Regions from separate parts of the Homo sapiens genome. Here region 2 is linked to region 1. A link is a loop called in an ENCODE intact Hi-C map of the cell type or tissue named here. Cell type or tissue: IMR-90. All regions are shown on one strand. Each heading gives the region's core, and the rest is flanking DNA. Links, peaks and the distances in the headings are about the cores only. Region 1 overlaps SUCLG2 (succinate-CoA ligase GDP-forming subunit beta). Region 2 overlaps SUCLG2 (succinate-CoA ligase GDP-forming subunit beta).

Evidence for each region. Peaks named below come from ENCODE experiments on the same cell type or tissue, not always from the same donor. Only the 100,000 strongest peaks of a DNase experiment are listed, where the experiment ranks them.
Region 2: a loop joins it to region 1, with 2.5 times the contacts of the local background. A loop is called at or near these places in 1 of 110 quality-filtered maps.

The regions. Positions count from the first base shown.
Region 1 is chr3:67,451,372-67,467,379 of GRCh38, reverse strand. The region is part of intron 9 of SUCLG2 (succinate-CoA ligase GDP-forming subunit beta); the gene reads left to right. Among named protein-coding and RNA genes, the nearest start is that of SUCLG2, 200 kb to the left of the region's middle. In IMR-90, for the core only: no CTCF peak of the experiment used is centred there; DNase peaks (open chromatin) are centred at 5,369, 7,389 and 8,739; H3K27ac peaks cover 1,100 bases.
Region 2 is chr3:67,636,571-67,652,578 of GRCh38, reverse strand. The region is part of intron 1 of SUCLG2 (succinate-CoA ligase GDP-forming subunit beta); the gene reads left to right. Among named protein-coding and RNA genes, the nearest start is that of SUCLG2, 10 kb to the left of the region's middle. RefSeq lists enhancers at 1,795-1,844, 4,780-5,074 and a silencer at 4,780-5,074. In IMR-90, for the core only: no CTCF peak of the experiment used is centred there; a DNase peak (open chromatin) is centred at 4,988; H3K27ac peaks cover 1,611 bases.

The DNA.
Region 1 (16,008 bases), core at 4,741-9,740:
ACGTGTGCTTTGACCAAACCCTTTGAGCTTAAGAAAATTGTGAGAAACTGAATAACTTCCTATTCCTCAATATTTCAGGTGAGAAAAATATACTAGAGCTGCTGTTTTGATGTATGAGAGATTGTAGCTAGTATAGTAAAAGATTTCGGAGGATAGTTATTGTGTATCTAGGTGTGTTTATATTATCAATCTCAAGAGGTAAGAGAAAACACAAAGTTGTAGAGAACATTTAGAAATTCTCCTGAAGACTTTATAGGCCAGAGGTCATTAATTAGTAAGGAAGGTCTTGGTTTCTGTATTCATATCATAGTGGAAGTTCCGATTCTCAATTCTTAATTCAAAACAAATTAAATATTCCTACTTGTCAGAATCCTGACTTGTATCTAAATGTTCTATTGGACTAGATGTAATATACTTTTCCCCTCCAGGGAAAGATAGTCAAGGATTTATGTGAGAAAGCAAACTTCCTAATGGCTGCCTCCCTTTGTAAGCAGTAAAGCATGTTATATCTTTGTATCTTGGTTGTTCAGCTGGTAATATTTCATACCTTACTGTCCATACGTTTCCTGATAGTAATCAATCCATTTTGTCGTTATCACACTTGCTTGCACTGTGGCTGGGCAGCCACTGTCTACCAAAACAGTAGCATTTCCTCCTGGAGATGAGAGTACTTGATCGAAAGGGAGAAAAGGGAGAACAAGACCCAGGTTTTGCCATATAAAAATCGATAGCGACAAACTTCAGTGTCATCTCATCTTGCCGGATGCCATCTTGATAGCATGACTGCTTTTCCATGTTAGTAATAGCACAACATCAGATTAAGCTTCCCTCACAAGACAGGGGATACACTAAGTTTATTTTTACTGCCTAAAAAGCTACAAAGCCAGTTAGATAGATGGAGGCAGTCAGCCTTGATCAAACCAGTGTTCTACAAATTCCTTCAGTTTACCTAGTATGTTAATGCCCATTTTATTAAATCCATCTTTTTAAATGGATGTAAAAATATGACCAGCATAAATTCTTTTTTTTGAGACAAAGTCTCACTCTCACCTAGGCTGGAGTGCAATGGCACTATCTCAGCTCACTGCAACCTCTACCTCCCAGGTTCAAGCAATTATCTTGCCTCAGCCTCCTGAGTAGCAGGGATTACAGGCATATGCCACCATGCCTGGCTAACTTTTGTATTTTCGATAGAGACGGAGTTTCACCATGTTGGCCAGGCTGGTCTCGAACTCCTGACCTCAGGTGATCCACCTGCCTCAGCCTCCCAAAGTGCTGAGATTACAGGAGTGAGCCACCATGCCTGGCCAATTTTTTAAAGCAGGGTATTTAAGCAGATACAACGTAAGGGCTGTGTGTGTCATTAAAAGAGTACTGCTTGGTGAGAAATGAATGGGAATTCTTACAGCTGGGTCCTGATTCTTGCTCTGACTATAATTAACCATATAATAATAGGTCATTGTTTCTCAAACTTGAGCATGTCCCAGAACTGCCTGAAGGGCATGGAAAATGCTGATTGCTGGGTGCCACACTAGATAATTTTCTGTGGTACTAAGAAGATAGTAAAACAGGATGATAATAAATATGCTAGGGTCCCAGATGCCATCAAGACAAGATTAAATGTGCAAGGATTTTATCAGCAGAAATCCCTTTGAAAGAAAATGAGAAAGCAGCCAGGAGAGGCTGGCCTGGCCATCAGACTATGATGCAGGTCTGACTCTGAGTGAAGGAGAGAGGGAAGGAAGATTGGATGCCCCTACTCGGCTGGGAGCAGCCCAGGGGAAGCATAGCCTTGCCCCCAGTGCAGCCAGTCATGCTGCCTGCAGTTCAGAGTGTGAGGTGCATTCTCAGGACCTTAGCAGTGAGACAGCAATTGCTGTAGATGGGGTGGCCAGAGAGGGATTCTCTGAGGAGGTGACATTTGAGTGGAGACCCGAATGATGTAAATGAGTGAACCTTGTTGATTTGGGGCAAAGTGAAAAGAGCAGCGGAAAAGCAAAGGCAGGAGAGAGCTCTGAGTGTTTCAGAGCAGAGTGAGCGAGAAGGACTGAGGAGGCGCTGAGAGTGAAGCTGGGCCCAGCTCTGAAAGGACTTGCAGGCCAAATCAGGAAGTTTGAATTCATTCTGGATAAAATTGTAAGCCTCTGAAAGGCTTTAAGCACCAGAACAATGAAATCTTAGACAAAGATAGGAGTACGCATTGTGGAAAAGGAAGAGAAAACAGAGACTAGTTGGAGACTAATGGTATTAGTCTAGGTGTCTCCAAATTGCCTCCATTTGAATTACCTACTTTTTCTCCATGCCTCTGGGATCTTGAAGATACAGTGGCTATCTTCTTATATCAGGGACATAACCACAGGTGCCCTGCTTTCTTTTGCCCTGTAATGTATTTCAGGCAATCGATTGTCAAGCCCCTCTTCCGATTCGTCCTGGCAGCTCTCACTCATCATATAACCCATGTCACTATGCCATGCCCTCTTTGAGTTTTAGCACCATGCTGGCAGCTTTCATAGACTTTTACCATCACCTTCAAACCAGTTGAAGACTGATCCACCAATCTCATTTCTACTTCTATATATTGTCTCAGAGATTACAAGCAACTGATTTCTAAAAGACAAAGTAAAGTAGGGCATCTGTTAATATATGGAGGTCACTTTTAGAGAAAAACAAATAAATGGAATTTGCCTAAATGTGATTAATAAGAATATTTTCTCGTTGTGACAGTTCCTATGCTTCCTTTTGCCCACATTTTTCTCTCAGAAGAGTAGCATGTAAGAAAGTGGAATTATAAGTTTTGACTTGGAGTTGAAGGAGTGTAGACATCTGCTTCTTTTCTGACCACTCTGGTCTGCCTTGATTGAGGGAGATCTTTGAGACTGGCTTTTTGCTGTGCATTTTGATTGAGTTTTCAGCAGCACAGTGAGTATGTAAAATCATAGCCATGATGGTTGAAATTTGGAATTGGGGATGTCCCATTTGAAAGAAATGCCAGATCAAAAAGCGCTATTCCCAGGAAGGATGCATACACACGCTTGTAAAATTGCACACCCATGAGGGCTTCTTACTTTCTTAGAGCTGTGAATTTTTCTGTTTTTGGGCATGTGAGGTGCTCTTGCTGTCCAGAAGAGGTTGGTGCTTATACTTTAAGTAAAGTGCTGATTGCCCTGTCAGTCAGAGCATGGAGGAACTGGGAACTTCTGAGATTGATGCTTGACAGAATAATTAGAAAACCGTCACTTTCAGTAACCATTTGAGGACTCCTAAAAGGAATGGGCTTGGGCCAGGTCTCTGCTGTCCAAATCCAGAGGTTAAATGTTCGGGAACACAAAACATAGTATGTCACAAGAGAAAATTGCTTCAAATGCACAGAAAGAGATGGCCCTCCAACTCCTAAACAATGATGCTCAATTATCTGGGCATTCACAGATGTGTTTCCCTAGCCCTGCTGCTGTTTTCATACCTCCTTGAGATTATTTCTCCCTCTGTCAGTTGGTTGCCTTGAAGTGAGGTTTGCAAACAGCTGTTGAGATGGCTTCCTCCTTGACCTTTTCACAGGATGACACTTTCTTTCTCTTTATTTCAAGACGGCCCCCGGCCCTGGCATAATCTCTGGTTACCAAAGCCAGGGCCTTTTCCATACAACCCCAGTCAACTGGATTAGGGCAATATTTTCCAGGCTAACAGTATCTAAATTAAATATAAGTGGGGTACCAACAGGAACTCTTGAGAGAGAACAGGAAAAGCATGGCCCCATAAACAAATTAATTCAAGAAAACATTTTATTTAGATACTCTTCTCCTTATTTATTAAGAAAGTATAAATTAGGTAAGCATTTATAACAAAATATATAAAGATAAATGTTTCTGTTATTCTACATCCTTTGTCATAGTTTCCTTTTTAAAAGATAAATTTCTGAAAGAAAATGATTCTCTGTGTCTGCACATCTGTATGTATGTACAGATATTATTAACACTTCCAAGGCACCAGGGTTCCTTGGGCCATACTGAGAAATGCTGACATCAGCCATCAGTGCCCCACCCTGCTTTAAGACAGCCAGCAACAAGAATGGTAATAATAAGGAATTAACATTGGTGAGGGTACTCTGTGTGTCAGGCAATGTGCAGAATATTTTCTCTGTGTCAGTGTATTTCTGTTTTAAAATCCAGAAAATTTTCAATGACATTCAGCCACCTTGTTAAGAAGACAGTCTCAGAGAGGGCCTGTAATTACTTCATCCCCTATTTTTCTTTAATTAAAGCAATCAAATGGCAGCAGCACACGGTCACACTCAACTCATAGGACTTGCTTTTTGTGCATTTTACTGCAGTTTCTGCCCACAAACTTGATCCCTGAATGGAAGAACACAAACTGTATTTTCTCTATTTTCACACCACAATAGTCAACACAGAAGACTTCTGTGATCAAATGTGTGGGGGGTTTTCCCCACCAGTAAGCAAGCAATCAATTCTGCAGCAGACACTAGCTGGGCATCCTCTATCTAAATTCAGTTCTGACACTCCACCTGGAGATAATCTCAGATCCCACAGGTTGAGGGCTCAGTCCCACAAAACCACGCCTCACTTCCGATGCTGATTGCAAGCTCCAGGTTGTTTTACCTGTGTTTCTCACCAACCGGCTATAAATTGGGTTTCCCATGACCTCTTCCTTGGGTTCAATTCATTTGCTGGGGTGGCACACAAAACTCAGGTAAATACTAACTTATGCTTACTGGTTTATTATAAAGGATGTTACAGAAGATACAGATAAAGAAATGAATAGGGTGTGGTATGGGAAGGGGCTCAGAGCCTCTAGCCCGTTCCTGGGCATGCCGCCCTACAGAAACCTCCATGCATTCAGCCGTCCAGAAGCTCCTGAACGCCATCCTCTTGGACCTTTTATGGAGAGTCCATTGGATGGGCATGATTGACAGCCATTTTGAAATGTGACTAGACAAAAAGGGTATGATCTAATGCTAGTAGACTGAGTGGGAACACCCAGAAAGGCCTGTCTATACAGATGCTTCTTGGCCTCTCTGTGCAGCATTCCTTCTTCTGAGGTATGACACAGGACCCCTTCGGAAATGAGGGTCTAATGACCCATAATCAGAAAAGTGGGGGGAGATTAGAGTATATTTTTAGTTTCTAAAGCCTGCTGTGGGAAGAAAAAGGAGCAGGTGAAAGGAAGGCAGGAGAATTTCAGAGAGAGAGAGAGAGAGATTGTTTTTTGAGGTTTGCTTCTGAGACCTAAAGTGCCCCAACATTATAACAAAAGGCTGTAACAGGAGCTGTGGGAGTTATGAGCTAGGAACTGTGGACAAAAACATACATATATATATGTAAAATAATACCACAATCCCCATTTCCTGCAAACTAAATTCTGAATTTCTGAGTCAGAGATTCAGAAGCTTGTATCATCCGGCCCCGCATGACCTTACCTCCCCTTGCTGGCATGATCTCTACCATCTGTTCCAGAGACCCTTCTCCCAGAATGTTCTTCCTCTCCCTCCTCACTTTGCCTGCCTGTTATCCCTTTCTCCTTGGAAATCTTCCCAGGTTCTGTGAACTGGGGCGGGATGGACCAGATCAGCTGTTCTCAGCTGGGGGCCATGCTACCTCCCAGGGGACATTTGGCAATGTCTAGAGACATTTATTATTGTCATTTTGGAGTGGGTATGCTACTAGCATCTGGCAGGAAGAGGTCAGGGATGCTGTTCAACAGCACACAAACAGCTCACCATAACAAGGCATTTTCCAGCCTAAAATGACACTAGTTTCCAGGTTGGGGACCCCTAGATACTAGATGAAAATTCTAGTACTAGTACTAGTACTAGATGGAAGGTCCTCCTTTTCTGATTGATCTCTGTTTTCCCAGTACCTGATACATAATATATGATTCCGAAAATATTAAATGCACAAACCCCTTCCCCCTCAGAATGCCATCTTTGTGCTTCTTCCAATACCGTTATATGGAATTCGAATTACATTTTATGTTTTTACTTGCCAGAATACAAGAATCACTTAAATATATAATCTATACTTTCAAGACTTCAAGCAGATTTATGGAGTTGGCAACAGAAAATGAGAAATGAGTTGGCTTCAATGCACTGTTAATGTTGAGAACCCTGAGTATCGTTTGGAGCGTTAAACTCATGCATGCTGTGGGTAAATTGTTAATGGTCGTATTTCAGTTTTCTTTATCTCAGAGCTTGGAAGAGAAATTTTAAAAGGCATTTTCTTAAAAACTCATAAAAAGAAAGAGCAGTCCCTTGTCATAGAGTTTTAAATCCTGCATGTAATTGGAATGTCTTTCAGCAGGAAAGGTACGACTCATGAATGTCTTGGGTCAGAGAGTACACTGGGCACTTGGGCAGTGAACCTGAGTGCTGGCTCTGTAGTGCAGAGACGTTAGACAAATTATGGAACCTCTGTCTCTCCACTTCCCCTCCCCTTCTTTATATCTTATCAGATAAACCCCAGAGAATGCTCACTAGAATGTTTGCATTGCCTATATTTTCTCCAACTGGTAGTGTTGGGAATGATTTTTTACTCTCTTCTTTACTGTATAGTTTTAATTTTTCCTTCCCAGTGGGCCTGTATTGTTTTTACTATCAGATCAAAATCAGTATTAAAGTATAGAGCGAGGATGAGAAGCTAGATTTCCTAAGTCCTTTTCTGGCCCTGTTAGGATTTTTATAATAAAAGTCCTACCATTGATTCAATATTACAGTGAATTAAAGCACTCCGATAATTTGGACCTCAGTTTCCTCAGCTGTAAAATGTGATATTAATGACCTCATCAGGGGAATGATTAACACCAGTGTGATCAAGAGGGCTTTGATGGAATTGCAGTTCTGTTTCCCTCCTGAAGTGTATGACCTTAGAAAAGTCACTTCCCATCTCTGAAGTCCATGTCTTCATAAAATGGAGTTAATGAAAACCTCACAAAGTTGATGTGAAGATTGATGAGAATAAGGTATTATAGCACTCAGCACAGAATTTGGTGTTTAATAAATGACAGATACTGCTGTTAATTTCTGCTATCATTATTATTGTCACTTTTATTGTACTATCATGTGATTATTGTGTGAACCAGATTGTAACTTTTACATAGAAGTTTTTCAGATTTAAGGTGTTATTACCACTGTTATTATTCTTAGCTACACTTCTACTACTGGAAATAATAAGACTTCAATCAGTAGTGATTTACTACCAAGAAATTAATTGGTATAAGGCAGGGCCTACTGAGATATCCAATATCAATTTTTTTTTCTTCCTTAATAGTAGAATCTCAACAAAATGTCAATTCTATGATATTGTTCCACCTCCCTTTCAGCTGGGTGGAATCACGTCACTGCTTTCTGGCCAGTGATATGTAAACAAAAGTGTAATGTGGGACCTCTGGCAAGGCTGTGTTTAAGAAGCTGAAGCAGCTGGGAAGGGAGCCCTTTTCCCTGCTCCTCACTGTTGCTTGGAATGACTTTACAATGGCAGGGGCTCCAGCAGCCCTCTTAGACTGAGAAATAACCTTAGAACGGTACCATTGCATGGTAGAGGAGACAAACCAAAGGCATCTGAGTTCCTGATGGACTCCTGGTAGCATCCTACCATCCCAGGCCTATCTACCACCAGTGTTCCTTTATGTAAGAGAATAAATCCTTGTATGTTTAAGTCCTTATATTTATTTCTTTGTTCCTAGCATCCAAATACAATTCTCAACTAATTTATTTAGTCTTGGTGCGAAGAGCTTTGGCATACTTTCTCTCATTTACCATGGAGTACTTCCAATAGTTCTGTTCTTCCCTGGTAAATTTCTTTTTCATTATATCACAAATAAACAAACTGACCCAAATTTAAACTTGACCCTTGAGCAAATCACCAAGCAAAAGCCTTCATAAAAAGAGTAAAGAAAGACACATGGATGTTTTTCTTGACATGCATTTTAGGCTTGTTTTGAAGATGGAATAGTTTTAGGGAATGGGGTAATTGGCCTGGGAAGTAGATTTGCTGCCTGCCTGGTGTTTTCCTTCCAACAGTTGGTGATAGCATGAATCTTGTGGGTTTTCTGTGTACATTGACTCCAGAAAGGTCATAGAGAATGTTGTTATTTCAGAATACAAAGAGAACTAAGTGTGTTTCCCTCTACTTAAATGTGCTTCGTCAAGCAGGCCACGTTAGCTTAAATAGTTGAGAATGAGGAAAACGTAAAACTGTGATAACGAATTCATATTAAAACACACACACACAAAACAGCTGCCCTTTGAATGGTTCACTGGTCACCAAGATCAGAGGCAGGTTGAATTAAGAGCATTTGGATAATTGACCTTCCATGTGAATGAATTAGAATAGATTAGATTTGATTGACCACATAACAATTTAAATCATAAAAAAGCCCCTTTTCTCTTTCCAGGCTACTTTGTTATATTGGGTCTCAAAGGTGATTAACCATGTGTTTTTCTTGTTGGAAGACTTTCCTGAACACAAATTAGCAGACTGAAAAAGAGATGGTAATATTTACATTTGCCATTTCTTTTTTAATTGAAAAACTCAAAGGACCATATGACAGACTGAGTTGTTTAACGATATTCCAGAAGGGCAGCATACTTGGAGTGTTTTAATATGCATTCAGCCGTCTCTTCCTGACTGGTGGGGTGGTTCCTGTTACTCAGATGGCCTGGGCAGTTGGGATGGGATGTTCTCAAGGTGCTTTTTTCCCCTCCGACCTTTGCTAGTGTGTGTGATGTGATGTGTTGAAAACCACTGTATAAACAATAAGCACCGGCTACTCATTTAGAGTCATGGAATTTCAGAGCTGAAAAGAATCTTAGACGTTCAGTGAGTTATTGACTCTCTTTACTTTAGAGATGATGAGACACAGTCAGTAATAGGAAATGCCCCACCCTCAGATGAGAAATGGAACTGCTGTGTGTTTGATAATATACAGAATTGTTCTCATGCAGTAAAGCCCTACCCCCTCGACTTATTATAGGAGGCGTTATTCAAATTGGATAAATGCTTCTGTAGAAGGATGATATTATTAGTGCCTATTTCTTAGGGTTGTTGTGAGATTAAAATGAGTCAAATGTCTATAAAGCACTGTTTTGGTTATTATTTCTGCATAGCAAACCACCCCAAAACTTGATAGAACCATTTTCTTATGATTTAGCAATCTGGCCTGGGGTTAGGTAGGCCATTCTTCCACTGTTCTTGTCAGTGTTCATTCGTGTGACTGCATTCAGCTGGCAGGTTCTGGGAAGGCGGGCCTCTTCCCTCATCCCCAGTTGTTGAAGGCCCCTCTGTCTCCATGTGATATCTCCAAAGGGCCCCTTCAGCAAAGTAACCAGCCTCCCTATGTGGCCCTTAAGCATCTGAGAGGGCAAAGGCAGAGACTCCCAAGCCTTCTCAAGGCATTGGCCTGAAACTGGTTCAGCATCTCTGCTGCCACATTTTCAGGACTAAAGCAAGTCACAGACTCAGCCAGGATCCAAAGGGAAGGGACTATGCAAGGGCATTTATAAACGTTGACAAGGTTCATTATAGAACACCATTGTAATGGACTATCCCAAGCATGTACCACTGTGTCTCATGCATGGTAAAGGTCCCATAAATGTTATTGCTCTCTTGCAGTATAGTAGTAATAGTAGTGGTAGCTGTTTTAGGAGTAAAAACAGCTAAAAAAAAAAAAAAAAAAAAAAAAAAGCTGCTTTTGTTCTTTTGTTGTTATAAGTAGATATAGATGGAAAACAATTTATATAGTTTTAAAAAATGAAATAATTTTATTTCTGTATCTCTTAGTTTAAATAACACCACTATCCACAGTTTTCCTCGGGCATCTTCTGTAAGTAGGAGGGTAGAATAAATTCCTTTAATCAGTAATTCCCCAATAAGTTCCCCAATTCCCCAATTCAAGCAGGTCTGAGTTAGGGACAGAGATTCTGTACTTCTAATAATTGTAACATTGAGAATCATAAAATTGATATTATTCAAGTTATAAAGTTAATTTCTGCACATGTTTCCCACCAAAATTGTTTTACATTTCCATGTATCACTTTAGAGCATGACATTTTTAGGAGAAGGAAATTGAAAATCTGTTCTTTTCTTTTGAACTGATTGCTTACCTGTTTCCGGATACATTTAATGCTGAAGATCTGGAGAACCATACTAGAGTCTACAAACTCAGAGGCACAGGTCTTAACCATTAGCAGCACCCAAAAATGGAGATTGGAGAGAGGAAGGACCATTCTTTCATTAAGAGCAAGTCATTAGATTGTCTTATGGAGGATATTTGGGGTTTGCTTGTGATGAGCCTTCCATGTCTAATGTTCATACAATGTTATTATATGATGACTTGAATGTTTTTCTTTTTGCTAAAGCTCTTTATCTGTCTAATTACAAAAATTATGCATTCATAATTTAAAATTTTCAAAAACTACATAAAGGTATAAAGAAGAAAAGGAAAATAACCTGGAGTTGTTTATGTCCACATTCATATTTTGGTGTGTATCATCCCAGACTTCATTTTAATATTTTCCCCCTAAACATGTTTTTCTCTCTGGCAAATATGTGCATTTGCTTTTAAATATTCAGAGCTGAATATCCTCAAGAAAGTTTCAAGTTTAGCTGTTTTGCTTGAGAGAGATACCGTGATGTATTTTTGCTAATATGTTTTAAACCTTGCATTATTTATAGTTTCTCCTTAGAAGCTTGAAATTAAAATTTCTTTTCTAACTGATTTTGATTCTTTCCTGTCTGGCTTACAATTGATTTCACCTCGCTGTGTTTCTAATGAAGCCTGAAATTACCATACCCTTGTTTGAGTTGAATGTGTTTTTCCCTATGCCCTCACATACCATGGATCACAGGGCAACTCTGTTCCTATTATCAGCTACATCTTCCTTTACTATCTATATTCAATTCAGTGTGTTCCAGTAAATCTTCCAATGAGGGCTTATACCGGGATTGAATAGACAAACATGTTTTTCAGTTACATTTGAGGAGCATTGATTTTCTCCATAGAGGGACCTATTTTTTCCTTTCGCTTTGCTGATATTCCCTAAGACCTGCCTATGTTATAGCCCTTGCATATAATGGGCCATATATTTTTGACCCAATTAATTTTTTATTTGATTGGTAATAAAGGAAGAGAGTCCTATGCAGTATAATTTAAGATATTCATGTATCAAGGGAGGAGGAAGGCCAGGCTGAATCCCGGAAGTCCCACCTCACTACCCAGACAGCAATCACATGATTCCAGGTTGAAAGGGATGCTGAAAAATATTATAAAATTGACATTCTGTTGAGATACTGCCACTAATGAAAGAAGAATTAACACTTGGTATCCCAATAGTCTCTGCCTTATACTGATCAATATCATGGGAGTGAATCACCCCTGATTGAGGTCTTACTACTTCCAGTGGTAGAATTAAATATAATAACAGTGGTAATAATACGTTAAATTTGAAGAGCCTTGGGCACAACAGTGCCCCTTACCCCACATATCCTTAGGGCAGGGTGATGGAGGTAAAGACCTGGAATATTGTGGTGTTCTTGCCGGGATTGAAACACTGGGTAGTAGAACAAAATGGAAAGGCCTACCCTTTCAGATACCCATATTTGAAAATCTTTATTCCTCATGCTTTTTCACTTTCTCTGCCATATTCCCTAAGAAGATCTTTGTCCCATCAGTGTTTTTTTTTTCCTCCACCCAGTACCTAGAGCACAGTACAGTGAATTTTGATTATAGTGTTTGTGCTAACATTGAGAATTACAAAATTGAAATTGTTTAAGTTAGAAAGTTAATTTCTGCATTCTCTCCCCATCAAAACTATTTTACATTGCCAGTATATATCACTTTCAAGCATTCCATTTTTAGGAGCAGGAAGAAATTTAAAATCTCCTCTTTTCCTCCAGTCTGATTCTGGAAAGTAGGCTCCCTTTTTAGTCATGGGATTTAAACTGAGTTGGTTAGGCAAACATGAAAGATGCTTATGGTGATTTATGCCCCACATCACAAGTGTATGTCAAGAGTGAAATAACGCCTGATGTGCAGGAGGATGGACCAGAAGACCCTCACTTACTCAAAGTGTGAGGAGGATGGGCCAGAGGCATCTACAATGTCCTTTTTGCCTTAATCCACAAAGCTCAGTTTCAAGTTATGGATTTGAAAATACTTGCTACAATTCAGGGACAAATGGACTAAAATATATATAGAAATAGAAAACTTGAAATAAGTAAATCTAAAACACTGAATATGTGAAATAGACCCTAAGAACTACATGCAATGTGTGAACTTTGAATGGATACTGCTTTGGGTATGTGTGTCTATAAAACATTCTTGGGATAACTGGGAATATTTCACTGCAGGCTGCATATTAGATGACAATAGGGGAATTGTTCATTTTCTTTTTTTTTTTTTTTTTTTTGAGACGGAGTCTCACTCTGTCGCCCAGGCTGGAGTGCAGTGGCGCCATCTCTGCTCACTACAAGCTCCACCTCCCAGGTTCACGCCATTCTCCTGCCTCAGTCTCTCAAGTAGCTGCGACTATAGGTGCCCACTACCATGCCCGGCTAATTTTTTGTATTTTTAGTAGAGATGGGGTTTCACTTTGTTAGCCAGGATGGTCTCGATCTCCTGACCTTGTGATCCACCCGCCTTGGCCTCCCAAAGTGTTGGGATTACAGGCATGAGCCACCACGCCCGGCCCATTTTCTTACATGTTGTAGTGTGATTAGGACAATGTTCCTATTTTTAGGAGATGCATTTGGGAGTGAAGTGTCATGATGTAGGCCACTCAGTATGAAATGCTTCAACAACTATCCATCTATCTATATATGTATAGCTACATATATCTCTATAGAGATAGATATAGAGAGGAAGAGAGGGAGAAAGCAAATATGGCAAATCGTTAAATACTACTAAAGGTAGGTAGAGGATACATGGGTAGGCTGTATAATTATTTCACCTTCTATTTTTTTTTTATATATTTGATGTTTTTCTTAGTTTGAAAGGTAAAAAAGTATTGCCTTGTAACCACCAGTGCGACCACAACCCTATCCTTTACTCTGTTCCTGGATCTCAAACCAATTTTTCATATTATTTATTCAACAATTACTCTATATACCAGCTACTGTTCCAAATCCTGGAGATATATAAATGGGTAAGATGTCGTCCCTCGTCCCTGTACTTAAAGAGCTCATGATTTAGAATGTTTCTTTTGCAATTTTTGTGCAGCTCTGTCAACTTCTTATCCAACATTGGGAATGAACATAAAAATTTACATCCACTTAGGCCTAAGAATATTTTAAGCAATTTATATTGATATAAGGCTGTCATCAGTCAGCCTATTAACTTCTAATTTTCTTGAAAAGTTTTATGTAAGAACAATAGGCAGTAATGGAATATTTAAGCCATTTGCACACACATACACACACACAAAATGCACGACAACGACAACCTTGGGGGTTTGCCCAAGTACATCGTGGCATTCTGGTTATATCTAGATATATTTCTGGCATACACAGCTAGAATTATGTTTCAACTGGATGGTCACATTTGTAACTGATACACATGTGACCAGTGAACACAGTAGTTTTCAAGAGGCATTGCCTTCTTGGGAGCCAAAGGCTTGATGTGGCCCCTCTATTAAGGAATATCAAGAGTTTCCCACTACTTGAAAATAACTGCATTGGAAGATTGTTTTCTTACTTCCTGATTTGTAGCCTGGTAACCAGTAAGGCAATACATATATATATTCATGCTAAATAATTTTGTTGTGTTCTGAATGTTTGTGCCCCTCTCCCCACCATTCGTAAGTTGAAATCCTAACCCTCAAGGTGATGATATTAGGAAGTGGGGCCTTTAGCAGTTGATTAGCTCATGAGGGTGGGCTCTCATGAATGTGATTAGTGTCCTTATGAAATAGGCCCAAGGGAGCTCCTTCATTCCTTCTGCCATGTGAGGACACAGCAAGAAGGTGGCACCACCTGTAATCCAGGAAACAGGCCCTCACCAGACATCAAATCTGTTGGTGCCTGGATTGTGATCTTTCAGACTCCAGAACTGTGAGAAATAAATTTCTGTTGTTTATAAACTATCCAGTTAATGGTGTTTTGTTTTAGACTATCAATAAGAATTAAAAGAAAATACTCATAAAAAAAAAAGAAGTCTGAATGTACTGAGGTAATTTTCTTCATATTATTCCTGTGAAAAGGAAAATGCTCATATAACTCAAAAATCATAATATTTGATATTCAGTGTTGTAGTCCTTGCTAATCAGCTGCAGGGTAAAGAAGAGAAATATGCTGAAGATGTTGGGCACGCAAAAGAGATGCATTTCAGGGTTATAATTAAAGAACTTAAAGGAGTTCAGAAAGAGAATGGGAAGGTCTACTTTAGACCTTCATCTATGATTACATTGAAAAGAAAATAATACCAGAGGCTCCTTTAAAACGTGCGAGATTATGCAGTTTCAAAAGGCAGTGCAATGGCTAGAAGATTCTTATATGTGTTACCAAGATCTGCAAAATTAAAATGGTATTCATGACTTGTAAACAAAGCTACTAATTGAACTATAATTTAGAAATGCGGTCCTGAATACAATTTCAGTCACAGAATGACAATTAGAGGAATTTATTAGATGTTATCTCTGATGCAGGGGAGTGTCTTGGGTTGGATTTAGTAATCTACTTGCTAGATGCTCAATAAATATTTGAGAGGGAAGGGCGGAAAGGAGGAAGAGTGGGAAGGGAGGAAGAGCTAAACTGGATGTGGATTGTTTAGTAAATTTGACAAGGAATTTGTGGTAACTTGAGCTACTAACTGAAACTTACCTGTTTTCTACATATTAGAAAGGGTTTAATAAAGAAACTAATAGAAGTAAAAGTATTCTTAGTCTGTTAAAAGTATTAATCATTACTGGCTCATTAAGCACCTCAAAAGCACTCATTCACATAAAATCAATGCACTAATTACAAACCAGTCTCGTCTTTGTAAAAGCAGGCCCAAATTTTTAGAAAATATTTCAATAGGCATAATTCATGGCCACACATGGAAAATACTTGAAACTTACAACCTTTAAAAATATTATGATAACTTATGCTTTTTATTAATGTATGTTTTATTCATTCCCCAAGTTAATATAAAGGGATGAGATTTTCTTACTAGGCAACATAAAATTGGGGAAAAGAATTATGGGAGTTCTGGAACTTAGATATTTTAGAAGCACATAGAGAGTTTTTGTTTTTTATTTGTATTTGTATTTCTGGAGAGGAGTTAATCACCAGAAGTTATTTTTTTATTACTCTGGTGTGAGGCTTGGCAAAGTATCTTTCCACAATTCCTAGATGATTCTAGGGAGTTGACAATGAATAGATTACATGGAGTCAGTTAACCTGGCTTCTAATGCAGATGCTCACACATTTTTCTGTTACCTTCAACAACTCTTTCAGTTATCCTGGTCCTCAGAATACTCATGCTTTCATTGACGGGGTTGGGCTATGGAAATTGGCAAACACTACACATCAGGTTCTTCCCCAGCCCCCCTCTTCCCTTGTACCACTACATCATAGATTATATTATCTTTAAAGTCCATTCAAACTTTAAGGCTGTATAAATCAGTGATCCCTTATTTCAAAAGTAATTATATTACAGACATTCTGAGATATTTACCATCTTTTAAAATTAACTCCAACTATAATTGCCGCCCCACCCCCACCAGAAGTAAAAAGTATAAGAAAGGGGATGAAAATTTGTATCTATGAAAATAGTCATTGTGGTAGAATATCCTTCCATTGATGATTGAGCTGAAGAACTCAAGACACCAGAAAAGAGATAACTGCTAGGACAACAAAATGTGAATTTGCCTGTACCTAGCCTAAACATGGTGGTGTACCTCCCTTGAGGATTATTTAACATCTGGTTGATTTTTGTTTTGTCACTCTTTTCTGACAACTGTACGTGAGAAATAGTCTCATTTTGGTTGTCTTAAGACTTACTTACGAAAACGAAGACCTA
Region 2 (16,008 bases), core at 2,913-7,912, 190 kb before region 1:
ACCATCTTAGAATTGTCCATAAAAATGGTGAGTATTGCTATTTTCAAATTCTTGGGTGCTTCCTATGATCTGTTTCATGTACACTGATTTGATATTACGTTTCCATAGTCCCTTGCCCGTGGCAGACATTGCAGTTAAACATGGCCCACTTCTCTCATCATACTTAAGAATCCTCACCAAGTGTCTCAGAAATCTGTTGCCACTCTTGGCCCAGACCTATTTTATACCACCAGGCCTTGTGAAAAACTGTTGTCTGTACAGAAATAAAAGACCCAGTTTCTGCTTAGAGAAATAACTTTAACTGGTCTCTCAAAGATACCCATAGAATGACATTTTGTCTACCTCCTCCCTATGGTTAAATTTAACATTTGACACATATTCCTGATGCTTAGTGTCATTGAAGTTTTTTTTTTTTTTTCACCTTTGCTGTTAGCTTTACTGTTTTGACTTTTGATTGATAGTACGTCCTTAAAGGGTCCACTTTAGTCATTTCTTATTTTTCATATAGTTTTTATTCAGCCCATACCATTTGGCAGGACTGTTGTAGGCCCTGGGGTTTGGGGATGGTGAATGAGGCAGGCAGAGTCTTTGGCCACGTGATACTTTATTTTAATGGAGGTGGGAGAGAGTGAGCCAGTACACATATAACCAATAATGAAAATGATTTCAGCCAATGACAGATTCTGTGAAGAAAATCAGTCAGGGTCATGGGATGGAGAATGGATTGCTTCACAGCAGGGTAGTTTAGACTGGATGATCAGAGGAGACCTATTTGATATGGTGTGTTTTTGATTGGCATAATTTTTTAAACTGAAATATAAGACATACTGAAAAATGAACAATTACAAATGAACAACTTGATGAATTTTCATAAACTGAATGCAAACCCAGCTAACTAGGTACAGATGAAGAAAACGATCATTTAACAACAACCCAGAGGCCCCCTGGTGCTCCTGCCTGTCACTACCTCCACCCTACAAAGGGTCACCAGTCCCCTGACTTATAACGCTGGTTTTGTTCAGTTTTGTACTTTAGGTGAAATTATATGTAGGCATACACATACTTCACATTGCTCAGCATTATATGTAAGTGATCCTGGAGATGGCCTTTTTGACATATGAGCTGAGACCTGAGCGATGAAAGGTAGCCAGCTAGGTGAGACTAAGGGGAAGAGTGTGTTAGGCAGAGCAGACAGCAAGTGCAAAGACTGAGATGAGAATGAGCTGGGCATGTCTAGGTAATTAGAGGGGGAAAGTGGTAGTAGACTAGGTCTGAGAGGAAGACAAGGGCCAAATCATGTGGAGACCTGCAGGGTCTGCTAAGGAGGTTTCAGGGGTTTAAACCATACAGAGGCTGAATCCCAGTCCTGGCAGCCAAAGCACAGGCATGTAATTAATGTACTGTACACGCCCCCTGTTATAAATCTAAGTTAGGCTGGCTTTGAAACTTTTAGCAGAGTGGTGTTCAGTGAATTTAGCAGTAAGGGTCTAACCATGGTTAGAAGTCTTTCCAAAGACCTAAATCCTGGTAGACAGGGGCCATGTTGCTGTGTCCATATAGCCAAGTGAAAAGTGTGTGCAGTACTTGGTGGTGTAATATAGCCAGGCACTGCCATGGTGGGCAAGATATGAGTACATACTGCCAGTCAAGTCTTAGGGGAAATGTTGGCTGAGGGCACTGAGTTTGAAATGGTTCTTAAGTCTAAGCACAGTTTTGTTGTCTCTTAGGGTATTTCCCCTCTCTTTGGCTAGTGGAAGTTCATGGAGCTCTCTTGTAGGAGAAGCACTGCCTTTCAGGTCTCCAATTTTATTTTACTTTTTTTTTGAAAGAGAGTCTCACTCTCACCCAGGCTGGAGTGCGGTGGCCTGATCTTGGCTCACTACAACCTCCTCCTCCTGGGTACAAGCGATTCTCCTGCCTCGGCTTCCTGAGTAGCTGGTACCACAGATGCACGCCACCATGCCTGGCTGATTTTTGTATTTTTAGTAGAGATGGGGTTTCGCCATGTTGGTCAGGTTTGTCTCAAACTCCTGACCTCAAGTGATCTGCCCCCTTCAGCCTCCCAAAGTGTTGGGATTACAGATGTGGGCCACTGTGCCTGGCCAGGCCTCCTATTTTAGAATCCTTGTTGTATGTTTTCTGTGCAGCCCAGAGCTTCTGTCCAGGGACTTACAGAGGAATGTATGTTGTCAAAGAAACTGCTTAAACCCATGCCCCTGCTGTTGTATACTCAGAAAGAATGGCTCCAGCCTAATTTTCTGCCTTTACGGAAGTGGGAGGAGAAAGATGAATGCATGACTTTTGTAAGTGAAGGACTAAAGGTTATGGGCAAGTTCTTATCAGCTAAATGAGGCTGTGGCGGCTGCATTGGAAGTTGTGACTTACCTGTATCTCCCTCTTGCCTAGGAGAATAAATATTTGACTTTTTTCTTTTTTTAAAATGAAGTACAGCTGCAATTTCTGCTTTTAGAAAAGGGAATCCATCTCAAATAATTTAGATGCTAAACTATTGACCTTCCTTGTGGGGAAGACCGTTAAGTGATAGCTTTGTCCTAAATTGGTTTTGTTTGCTGTAAATAAGGCATTTCTTTTATGGGTGAGTGATTGAGTGCACAGACCCACAGTAGTGAGAACATTCCTGCCCTCGTACCCTGGTCTAGTTCTGCAGGCGCAAAGCCCAGAAAGTCACTGAAATATGGCATATTTGGGGGAGGAAAAGAAATTACATAAGTAACCTCAGATCATTTGTCCTTCAGCTGTCTTTACCACTCAATCTGCAATTGTCACTTGATGCATCACTTTCTGTTACTTGATGGAAAAGTTTTACTGAAGAACTTGAGAGATTTGGAAATATTTGAACAAATGATAATATCAGTACACTAATGAAATTTGGAGATTAATCTTGAGAGTTTGTGAGGAAGGTGGAGGTGATGAAGAAGGCAGTCCAGGTGAATTCATGCAGAGGCAGAGGTGAGAGAACAGGGGGAGAGTAGTTGTAGTGAGCAGTTTAGTATGGAGAAGGGAGAGGTGGATAGCAGAAGTTGAGGGACAATGGCACTTTTGGGTATACAAAGAAGTCTAAATGGGGCTTCAGAAAGCCCAGAATTCAGCAGGGAATAAAATTAACCCCCACAACTGAAAAATCAAACAAATATCATTTATGTAGCAAATATTTTCTGAATGCTTATTACAGCTCATTCTTTATAGAATGTTGGGCAGATAAATATGACTGAGTGAATGCAGACAGGAATAAGAAACACAGCTCCTACCTTCAGAGGGCACAGAGGTACAACTGGCCTATAAACCTGTAGTTATACTAAAACATAGTGGGTACTGCAATTGAGCTGTGTTCTTAGCCTTCTAAGATACTGTTGGCCTCTGTCAACCACTTACCCTGTGTCTGCAGAACTATTCCCTCTGATCATTCATTGCCTGATCTCTGTCTTCATCAGCTTTCTGATTCAACGTTGATTCTTCAGATAGGCTTTTTCCTAATTACCTTACCCAGCCCTGCCTTTCCAGGGATTATTCTCTGTACCCTTATCTGCTTTGTTCTTTATAACACTTGACTGTACCTGGTAGTGTTATTTGTTCATTGGCCGTCTTCCCCGCTCTCCTACAAGTTTAAGAATGTAAGCTCCACAAAGGCAAAGTGATACAGCTTAATGTAACAGCGTGAGTGATTCCCCAGCTGGCCGGAGTTGGTATTCAGTAAGCATTTGTGGTCTCAGTCAATGAGTAGGGTGCACAGAGAAGGGAGAGGGAGGTAAGGAACAGGAGAAGTTGAGGGATGATGTGGCTCATTTCAGCAAATGAGGAAGAAGGAAGGGGCTATAGAAATCCTAGTTGTGAAAGGGTCCTCATAATCATAGAACTGTTCCTTGGGCATGTAGTATATAACAAGGCTGCGTGAAGTAATCTCCACACATTATTTCTTTAACCCTTACAACATCACTGCAGGGGAGATTTCACAGTCTCCATGTTTTATAGAAGCAGTCAGAGGCATAGAGAGGCCCTATAGTCATTTGCTTAAAATCACAGTGCCAGGGAGTCACCCGCCTCATGCTGATAAAGGACTTATGCTGTTAAATTATTAAGCTCTGTCACTGAAAGATCCTAGTTGGGCTGAACTAGGCAGTTAAACTGATTGCTTACCTTTCCCCATCTTTTTGCCCTTGAGTGACACTCGCCTTTGGTCATTTGGACTTGTGCTGATGAAGGTGTGCTGATCAACTTGGCATGGTTGCCCTTTCTGGACTCTTATCCACCTTCCTCTCTCTCTGGCTTCAGGGTCTTGTCAACAGAGTAGTAGGGAGATTAAAGACACGAAGTCTGGGTTCAAATTCAACGGAGTTCAAATTCTTATGGGATCTCCCATGTTCTTTCTCTGCAACCTGGAGCAAATTATTGAACCTGACTGAGCCTCAATTTACTGTTACTTGAAAAGGGGATCATTTGCACAGATAGTTACAAAGATTAAATAAGATGATATTTAAGACATTTGGCATATGACCCGATGGTGGGCCCAGGATGATTATTTCTCTTGCACTGAATTTGAAGCTAAATTCGCTGGTCTTTTTAAAAGGCTTTATTGAGCTAGAATAATTTTGCTTTCCCAGATTCAGTAAGCATTTATCATGTGCTGCCATCTCAGGATTAGTCACTGGCTTGGTGCTTCCATACATTTTATTTCACTTCATCCTTGCAGTAGCCATGTGAAATAGGAGTTATTGTTCCCAGCTTACTTCTGGGGAATCTGAGGCTCAGAGGGGTGAAGATCTGCCTCCCGGGCTCTGATTATCTTCAGGATTCCACAGTTGGGATGAATGTCTGGTGAGGCCTGAGGTGGCAGTGGGGAGGAGCTCATGGGGAGCTTAATTGTACCATCCTGGTTATTACTCATTTCACAAACATTTACATGTCTCAGTGTTGACTTAGTAGTGACGACTGCTGGACCTCGTGCATCAAAGATTTGAGGTGAGGGAACACTTAAAGAATTGGCAGTAGCCACAGCATGAACCAACGGCCAACTGGACATGACTTTCACTGTGTGCTTAGCACAAACTACTGCCCTCAGCGTTTCAAGAATGCTGGAGAAATTGTGAAATGTCATTGCCTTTGCAGAGTGGGCTTTGGGGGATGGTGTTGGAGGATGGAGTTTCCTGGTATTCTGGGTTCAGACTTTGACCAGTGTACTGAGTATGGTCAGCTTTTACCCTTTCTAGAAATGATTCCAAAAGAATAGGACTTAGGCAGTAGCCATAAATGCATAGATTTCTAACATTTACCTTTGAATTTTATTTTTATTTTAAAATTCGAGGGATTTGACATAATATATGAATTGTTAATGGAGACATGGCAAAGCACAAGGCATGGTTTGTGTAAGTTTGGGTCCTGTGGGTTGGAGTGGGGGGACTAGCATCTTTTTTCTGCTCCCATCCATTTCTCCCTGTGCTTGCTGTATTTCCATTTGTGGGCTGTCTTAGTCCCAGAGTTGTGACTTGAGAGCCCTAAGGAGGTTCAGGAGGGCTGCCTTGTAGAGTTTACGGTGAGAAATGAGGCCAGAGACAAGAGCAAGGACAAGATCGCTGATCCTGGTAGGCCTGGTAATGAAGCTAAGCTTGTTCTTGAGGAGGGCAATAGGGAGCCATTGAAGGGTTTTAGACAGTGAAGTGGCAAGGGCAGTTTAATGCGTAGAGTACTCTTTCTGGATATAGTGTGGAGAGGGTTGGAGAAATGCAAGAATGGAGATCATTTGGGCGACTTTGGCATCGATTCAATGCTGTGAGTCATTATGCCAGGATACTAGACGTACACCGTGAGTGGAATCAGACTGCCCGGGTTTAACTCTTGCCTTCAGCACTCCATAGCTTTGTGATCTTGTGACAATTACTTATATTTCTTTGTAAGATACCTTTTTTTTTTCTTTTTCACATTTCAGTGTCTCTGAAAGCTGAATTTATTTATTTTTATTTATATTTTTTCAGACAGAGTCTCACTCTCTTGCCCAGGCTTGAGTGCAGTGGTGAGATCTTGGCTCACTGCACCCTCCATCTTCCAGGTTCAAGTGATTCTCCTGACTCAGCCTCCCAAGTAGCTGGAATTACAGGTGTACACCACCACACCTAGCTAATTTTTGTATTTTTAGTAGAGATGGAGTTTCACCATGTTGGCCAGGCTTGTCTTCAACTCCTGACCTCAGGTGGTCCACCCACCTGGCCTCACAAAGTGCTGGGATTAAGGCGTGAGCCACCGTGCCCGGCCAAACTTTATTGTTTCGATATTGTCTGGTTTTAAGTAAGGGATCCACCCCCATCTTATTGTCTGTGGCTGAAGTCGGGAGGCCTGTGGAGAGGAACAGCACCATGCTTTCCTCCCTGCCTGAAGCAGGGCTCAGGGCTCTGGGTACAGTGTCTGGGGAGTGGCCTGATCCATTTAGGGCACCATATTCTCCCCTCCCCTCCCCTCTCCTCCCCTCCCCTCCCCTGCCCTCCCCTCCATTCCCCTCCCTTCCCCGTGCCCACAGCATTGATTGGCTTGCCCACAGCATTGAATAGAAGTAGGGATCAGCATTATAGCTTTACCAGAAAATATTAAGGTTTTCTCCTTATCAATGGAGATCTCTTCACATTTTTATAAGGAACTATTTTTTATCCTTTGCTTTTTGTCCCCAGCTTCTGCTTGTACTCTCTTACCTGTTGTTGAGATGCTATGCTATACCATCTGGACTTGAAGGACTTATTTGAGTTAGTAAGTCCTTTCCTACCTTTGAAAGAAAGGGGGAAAACCAGTTCTCATAGGCATTCTCATTCCAGCCTGAGGGCTTACGTGGGCCTTTAATAAGTAATAGAAAGTGGAGAGTTATGAATTATTTTTGATTAAGGGAATAAACTATTAATGATGAGTGTTTCTTTGTTAAGATTCAGGGCTCTTTTAAAGTGATGTATCATTAAAATTGAAAGCCAACAATACAGGGAAAAAAGGAATTTTTCAGCTTTTAACTTTTTTATAATTACCATGGAAAAAAATATACGTGCTATTTGGCACATTAGAAAAACTAAGTAAATTTTGAGATGGTGAAGTTGTAAACAGATTATCCTCATGAATTTTAAAATGATGCAGAAGGACTGAATGGCTGAGTGTTGAATAGGATGGTTGGAAATGGAGGCAGAAGGCTTGTGACTTGTCCTAAGCGAGGGTGGGCCTGAGGACGCTTTTAGGATTGGAGTCCCACGTCCAAAACTCACAGCATAGCATGTTGTGAGTGTCTAATGGATCCTTTCTTTTTTGTTTGATATGAGTATATGATGAGGCTTTTATGACCAGTATAAAATAGCTTTTATGACTATATTTTGTATAAAATATAATTTTAATATGTGGGGAGACTTACAGAGTTAAACTTTATAGGAAGATGAGAGAAAAATACTAAATTTTCTTTATGTTAAAGGGCCCCAAGTGAGAATATTTAGTAGTGGTATTTCATTTTGCTTAATATTGGCAGTATATCAGTAATGTTACGCTTATGGTAAGCCAAGAGTCATAGTGTTCCTTTCTTGAAGATGTGTTGTCATGTGCTACAGGATGAATCTATTTCCTCCTGCATACTTCAGAGTCCTTCTTTTCAGGTCAGTGGAATATTTTTCCTGGAATTTTGATGTTAAGCAACATTGTCATAATTTAGGTAAAATTAATTATTGACACAAAGCAGTGTTTTCTGATTGACTTTTAGGGTGTTGAGGGAGGTGGCAAAAGAATTGCTTTTTTGATTAAAAATTTGGATCATTAAGTTCCTTTTTTGTCTCTGAAACCTTGTTTTTGATTTCCAAAGCTTCTAAAGATACTAAAAAATATGAATGTGTATATTCTTTAATTTAAAATTTTTATTATATATTTATTATTGTAGTAAAATATACATGACATAAAATTGACCATTTTAACCATTTTTGCCATTTTTATCATTTTGCCATTTTAACCATACTCGGACATTGTTATATATTCATATTGTTATGCAGCCATCACCATCATCCATTTCCTGAACTTATTCATCCTCCCCTACTAAAACTCTGTACCTATTCAATGCTAACTCCCCCATCTCCCCTTCCCCTAGTCCCTGCCAACCACTGTTCTACTTTTGATCTCTGTGAATTTGCCTACTCTAGGAACCTTATCTAAAAAGATTCATACTATAGCTATTCTTTTATGACTGGCTTATTTCATTTAGCATAATGTCTTCAAAGTTCATCTGTGTTGCAGCATGTGCAAAAATTTCCTTCCTTATTAGGCTGAATAATATTCCATGATATGTGTATATATCTTTTTTTTAATCCATTAATTTGTCGGTGGACACTTGGGTTGCTTTCCCTTTTTGGCTATGTGAATAATGCTGCTATGAACATGAGTGTTCCGTGGAGGTATACCTTATGTTAACATTCACCTGAGTAGAAATGTTGTATCATATGTAGCTTGGGCTACATTTTCAGTTTCCCATGTCCAACTAAAATGTCTATTAAGAAATATCTTTCCTGATAATGTTTCTGTTGTATATTCATATTCATTGATTCTTTCAGTGGGTCAAATGCAGCACAGGTCCACTATTAGGCCCACTATTAGGCGGTGGCTCACGCCTGTAATCCCAGCACTTTGTGAGGCCCAGGTGGGTGGATCACCTGAGGTCAGGAGTTGAAGACAAGCCTGGCCAACATGGTGAAACTCCATCTCTACTAAAAATACAAAAATTAGCCAGGTATGATGGTGTACACCTGTAATTCCAGCTACTTGGGAGGCTGAGTCAGGAGAATCAGTTGAACCTGGGAGGCGGAGGTTGCAGATGGTGGGTTTGTAGGAAGCTTGGGGATATGAGACAGTTGCTGCCTTTAAGGAACCTACAGTCTCATTTGTTGGAGACTGATGAGAAATGGGCAATTACAGTGAGATGTGTTTGGTGTTGTGAGAGCACCCCAGCCCTCTGGGGATACTGTAAGTCCTCACTAAAGACATTCCAATTTGTTCTCTGCTTCCATACCCATTCCAGCACTGAATGTAGGAAGAGGATAAGAAGTTAATTATACAGCCTTGGAGGACAGAAATGGTTTCACCATAAAGCAAACCAGTTTTCTATAGGCTAATTGATGTAAACAAGAGTTTTAAGTTCAGCATACTTCAGGTTACAGAAACATCATCAAACTTCCAAAGACCAAAAACACCGCTAATATTAAACAGTGAATTAAATGTAAGCTCTACTTACATTTCAAAAAGATTAATAAAAACAAGTAAGATAATGATTTACCCAGTTTCTGGTGATAAGTGAGTGATGGCGGTCGTAGTCGTTGTAGTTTAAGTCACAGAATAAATGTTTGCAAAGTGAAAATGGTAGGGAGCACCTCCTTTCACCACAAAGTTCAGAAACAAACACAAACACTGAGTACTTTTGGACCACGTTGTTTAGTGTGTTTTTATGATTATTGTAGACTTGATGAATGTTTATTTGACAATCATTTACATTCATTCATTTTATTCCAGTTCCGTGTCACAGGTGGCAGATGCCCATCCCAGTAGCTCAGGGAGCAAGGCAGGAACCTGTTTGCCAGGAACCAGGATGCCATTCCCTTGCAGGGTGCCATCTCTCTCACACACACACACACACACACACACACACACACAGAGTCCTTTTCTGTTGGACTTGCCTGTACAATGGCTATTAATGGTGTCTGGATAACACACACACACACAGAGTCCTTTTCTGCTGGACTTGCCTGTACAATGGCTATTAATGGTGTCTGGATAACCTGAAATGAAGCACATGTACAAATAGACACCTGATGTTTATCAAGCACATTCTGTGGGCCAGGTTTGGTGCTGTGCACTTGAGGAGGATTATCATGTTGAGTATTCATGGCAGCCCTAGGAGGAAGGCATTATTATAGCCATTGCTAAGCTCATTTTATTTTCTTTACTTATTTATGTAGAGATGGGGTCTTGTTGTGTCATCCAGGCTGGAGTGCAGTGGCAAGATCGTATAACAGCTCACTGCATCCTTGAACTTCTGGGCACAATGAATCCTCTGTTCTCAGCCTCCAGATTAGCTGGGACTACAGGTGCATGCCACTATGCCTGGCCAATTTTTTTTTTTTAAATTTTGTAGAGACAAGGTCTTGCTTTGTTGCCCAGGTTGGTCTCCAACTTGTGGCCTCAAGTGATCCTCCCACCTCAGCCTCCTAAAGTGCTGAGATTACGGGTGTGAGCCACCATGCCTAGCTACTAAGCCCATTTTAAAGAGTAACAAACTGCGGCTCAGAGATCTTAAACAACTTCCTTGTTGTCACAGCTGTTGCCCTGCACATCTCCTCAGGATGCCACTCACGTGGGTCCACTGAATTATGCCTGATAATGGGTGGAATTGTGTCCCCCACAAAATTCCTATGTTGAAATCTAACCTTCAGTATCTCAGAATGTGACCTAATGTAATTTGATTTTCTCTGTAAAGACTCTATCTTTAAAGGAGATAGAAGGTAAGAGATAGATAGAGGAAATCAAGTTAAAATGAGGTCGTTAGGGAGGGCCCTAATTCAATATGATTGGTGTCTTTATAAAAAGAGAAAATTTATACTCGGGCACACACGCCCAGGGAGAAAGCCATGTGAAGATGAAAGTAGTGATGCTTTTGCAAGCCAAGAACACCAAAGATTGCCTGTGAACCACTGGAAGCTAGGAGAGAGGCATGGACCAGATTCTCCCTCACAGCCCTCAGAAGAAACCAACCCTTCTGATACCTTGATCTCAGACTTTAAGCCTCCTAAACTGCAAGAGAATACCTTTCTGTAGTTTCAGCCACCCAGTATGTGGTACTTTGTATGCCAGTCCTAGGATACCCAGTATGTGGTACTTTGTACGCCAGTCCTAGGATACTAATACACACATCAATGAACTTTTTGTGGTCTGTACATTTGTGAAGAATGAGAGTGACAAAGTCATCCTAGTATTATTATGAAAATAGTTTTGACCTCACAGACCTCCAGAACCACCCTGCATTGAGACAACGTGGGTGTGGTTGATTTTTTTGATCAAACACATCTGAAATTGTAGGTTGGTGCAAAAGTAATTGCGGTTTTTGAAATTTGTAACTTTGCACCAACCTAATATGTGACCAGATGAGCCTTTGTTTTTTCACCTTGGCACTTCTGGAGTCTCTGAACTTTTGCTGGAGATGCATGCTTTTCTGGCTGCTTGGAGAGCTAGCCCATGGACCACTGCCATGAGTTCTTTTGCTTTATGCTTCCAGCACTTGTTTTCCAACTAAAACATTGTTTCCTACACCTTATTTGCTGGTGTTGGATTTGAGAAGCTCTGACCATTTCTATGAGTGAAATCAACTTAAAGACAGACGAGTTGCAATTGAGAAGAATATCCCAAGGAAAGGGGCACAGGTTTATTGTCATTTCCCAAATAGGAGCTCTAGAAATATTTTAAACAATAGCAAGAGATTGGAATAAATGCAGAGCCTTGTTCAGATGTATCAATTTTGGTATTTTTTTATTTTGATTTTAAGTAAATCCAGCAAACCTCATTATTATTTTTAATCTCACTTAGTTTTTAACCATTCTCTTTATCCAGACAGCTCACCCAAGGTTAAACAAAAACACTAACATTTTACTACCTATGTTCCAGGCCTTTTGAAAAACAGTTTTGTAACTTAATTCAGCTGATCTTTGGTAATCAGAAGCTAACACCAAGCACTGTTTTTCTTCAGCAGTCTAAAGTTGAAATTTAAGAACAATCAGCATGCAATCAAAAGCTGATTGTAAATGAACAATAATGAACATAAAAGTGAAATCACTTCTGAGGGTTCTAATGAAAGAAAAAAAGGAGTAATAGCAGTAGTTGAAAAAGGAGCATGATAAAAAGTGGGTGCGGTTATGCCAATAGGCAAATAGTGGTGAAAATTAGCCAGCAATAATATTCCATGGAATGCTCAACGAGTTTTGGGGAGAATGGGGAAAACAAATGTTATAAGAGAGTAAAAAATCTATATAAATGTGTAGATTTACTGCTGTAGATGAAGTCATCTAGGAAGAATCGTAGTGGATTTTTAGGAGTGAATCACATCTCTGTTCTAGATGCAGGCAGATGGTATGCAGAGAAAAGGTTCAGTTGTGCCTGTTTCTGGCCCACTGATCAACAGCATGGCTTTAGGGAAGAGACTCAGTTTCCTTACTAAACTCTGTTTAACATTCATTGTACATCTATCATGTATCAGGGATTATGCTGTGTGCCAGATACATGCTTAACTTTGCAAAATGGCTGTTGAAACAGTGCTGCCCAGAGCACGGGACACATCCATTGGCAGTACACGAGATGAGTTTAGGTAACGCAGGGATGCAGCATCCAATACCAGTGAGTCACATAGTGCTGAATTCATTGTTACTGTCTTTGGAACCTTAGGATTTTGTCACGGAGAAATTTTCAGTTTTGTGCTTGTGTGCTTTTAAGATCTTCAGCTTAGGACTTCATACCTCAAATAATCAGAATTGAATCCCTTTTATTTTTTAATTATGCTATCTCCTTCTACTTAAACAAACAGTATAGGTAGTGCTCTAAAGTTTTCTCTATCTTTAAGTTAAAATAAACATCATAAATAAACTGATACTGGTATTAGTGTTCTCTAGATGTAGCAAGAATTGTGTATGAGTGATTCTTGTTTGGGGAACCTTGGACCATAGTAACCCCAAGACTTTTCTTATTGTTCCCTGGTCACACATCCTGAGAAAAGGATTCATGTGAAAGTGGCTTTTCGGGGAGGCATTCTCAGGAAAAACTCAAAGGGGTTTAGAGAAGTTGAAGGGAAGGAGGCTGAGAAGGGTGTGTTATTAAACTGAATCCCAAAGAGGGTGACTTTGCTTAATTCCACAGGACAGCTATGGAAACTGTGTAGGTTACACCTCAGAGTTGTAGTTAGGGGCAAGAGAGTTGAAGTATTTATATACCCTCTTCAAGGTTCTTTAAGGGCATGTTGTCTTCAGCATCTTAAGACAAAGACCTGCCGGGGCTGCTCTTGGGAGTAAGAGTGCACAGTGAGTCTGTATAAAAATGGTGGCGCGATCTGAGGCCATGCGGATGGAGCACTGAGAGCATCTGCTGCAAGGCTCTTCCATGGCTAATGTGACATGTAAGCCACTTACTAGCTTTGTGCCTCGGACAACTGGTTTAACACTTCGGTGCCTCATCTAGGGTAATACCTCTTCAGGGCTTTTTGTGATGTTTAAGTATCAATATCATTGACTTCACATTTTTCTTCTAAATCTATTCACTATTAAAAATATTTAAATCCACATTTGAGCCCCTCCATAAGTAATAGTGTCCATGAAAGTATGGGCTTGGTAAATTACTGATACATATACATTTTTTTCGAATGTACATTACAATAAATTACACAGAAGAAAGCCTTGACAGAGCTTTCTTTAAAAACATGCCAGGAACTATTATCCGTTAACTGAAGCCAGCTCTTCTTTTCTCTGGACACATGGCTGTACTGGATCTCCCAGCTTGCCTTGCAGCTGGACAAGGCCACGGAATAGCTCTAGATAGTTAATCTAGATAATTTTTTTTTCTTATTTTCTTAAACTTCTATGAGGGAGGAAGTTCTTCCTATAACCTTCCCATTAGACTTCCTCTAGGTTATCACTGCTGGGGATTAGGTCATATGCTCATTGCTGAGCCAGTTATTGGCAAAAATTGGAAATCTCCATTATTGGCTAAGCTGCTGAATAGTTTAGAAAAAGATACTGGCGAGTCACTTACAACATCCGCTACAATTGGGTTACTGCTTAGTGACCAAGATAGGATTTGAACACCCACCTGTCAGACTCCCAAGTCTACGTGATTTCTTCTGTGCCTTACAGCCTTTCTAAATCTGTCTGCTTGCTATAAAGGCTTTCCATTGAATTGATTTATTTCTGGAATTAGACTTTGATGACCAGTAATTCCAAATTATGTTCGATTGTCCACTTGCTGGCTTTCTTTATCCACCAAACTTGCCTGTCTCTCAGCTGTAGGGCATCTCCTGATCCATGGAGCTCCTAGGTAAGGCAAAAGAACTGTGTTTGCATTCAGCTGTGTGCTGCCCTATAGCAGTATGAACAGCTTCACACTGTCAACTAGGAGGTGAAATGCCAAGTGTAGCTACAATCTGGAAATGTGTTGATGTATATCAGCTTGGAAACAATGCAGGGGGCAGGTTTTGGGCCTTTGCAGTGGAGAGACCAGTCCAGAGAGGGCCACTAAGTGCTAGGCATTCCAATGGCATTTTCTCTTTGACACTCAGCAGCAATCTGTAACATAGGTACTATCATTATCATTATCTATCATTTATCTTCATTTTACACAAGAGGAAACTGAAGCTTAGAGAGGTTGAGAAGTTTGTCTAAACTCATCCAACTTGTAAATAATAGAGTCTGAATTTGAATTCACAGCTGTGAGACTTAGAAGCTTACACTCTTCTTTAAAGCTTTTTAAAATTGTGCAATGTAGCATAAAATACTGAAAAAATACTTATCATATATGTAGTTTAACATGTAATTATAAAGTAAACAGCACTTCCTAGGACCTAAGTAGAAATTTACTAGTACTTAAGAAAATCTCCCTCTGTTCACTCTTTTTTTGTAACTTCATGTCTAATTTTAATGGTTGTCATTTAGTTGGGAAACTTGCCCTCTGTAATTATCCTGTTTAACTGTCCTCTTATAGCAAGTCATAATGTGGTATAGGAGAAAGCTACATGGATCAAAAGTTACTGGCATGGATGCTCCCTTTCTGAACTGGATTTACCTTGGGCAAGTCATCTCTCTCCAAAAAAGAAAGGCAGAGTACCAGATAACTTACGGAAACGTCAACCACCATTATCCTGATAAAGAACTGGTTCCCTGGAGCATGAAGATCAGGTTGGAGGGCAGCCTTTGCTTGCTTTTTTCTTTGTTAATTTAGTAGTGTATTTATATAAACCCTTAACAATTTCAGTGACAGACTTCACTCATTTTGAATAGCAAGTATTTTGTTGAATTATGTAAGTCAGTAAATTGCCCTCACACTTTATTGATTAAAATGTCCTAGCTTTTGAAGGACTCACAAGTACAATTTTCCTGAGACAGACTGTACTTTCGTTTTTTAAAATCCACCGTTGAGGACTGTGCATGATAAAGTGGAAGCAAGTGGTTATTAATTTTTTATTGAAATCTTCTGAATAAGTGTTTTCTCCTGGTTGGTTTCAAAAGGAGTCATATTCCTGAATCTAATTAGAGGCAGTTCATATACTGTGGGCTTATTAAGATTCAAGGCACTTTTTTATTTTAGCCTGTCTGATATCCCTTTTTAATTTCACTTAAATTTGAATTACTCTAAACATCATCTGGGCATATTGAAGAAACTCAGTAATCTTAATAATGATGATGTTGACAAATCTGTCCTTATTCTTCTCAAGTCCTATAACCTTATACTTGATTCTGGCTTGTGAATACCTGAGACTGAGCTGCCCCTCTCTCTTCCTGTCGTAGACATCAATAATCACTCATGATGCTGTTCTGAGTGATTATTGATGTCTACCATGACAAAGCCTTGAGGTCTTACTTTCTACAGCTCCCTGGGCAGCCATTTCCAGCTGGTCAGAGTTAAGAGGCTCTGCCATCCCTGGTCTGGATGTTGTCTGTTTTGGGTCTGAACGTTTATATCCTCCACCAGGATCTCTGAGTAAGTTACATTATCAGCTGATTCTAAAAAAAAAAAAAAGATACTGCCAGCCAGGCATGGTGGCTCACACCTGTAATCTCAGAACTTTGGGAGGCCGAGGTGGGCAGATCACGAGGTCAGGAGATTAAGACCATCTTGGCTAACACGGTGAAACCCCGTCTCTACTAAAAATAGAAAAAAAATTAGCCAGGTGGCTGGGTGCAGTGGCTCACGCCTGTAATCCCAGCACTTTGGGAGGCCGAGGCAGGTGGATCACGAGGTCAGGAGATCGAG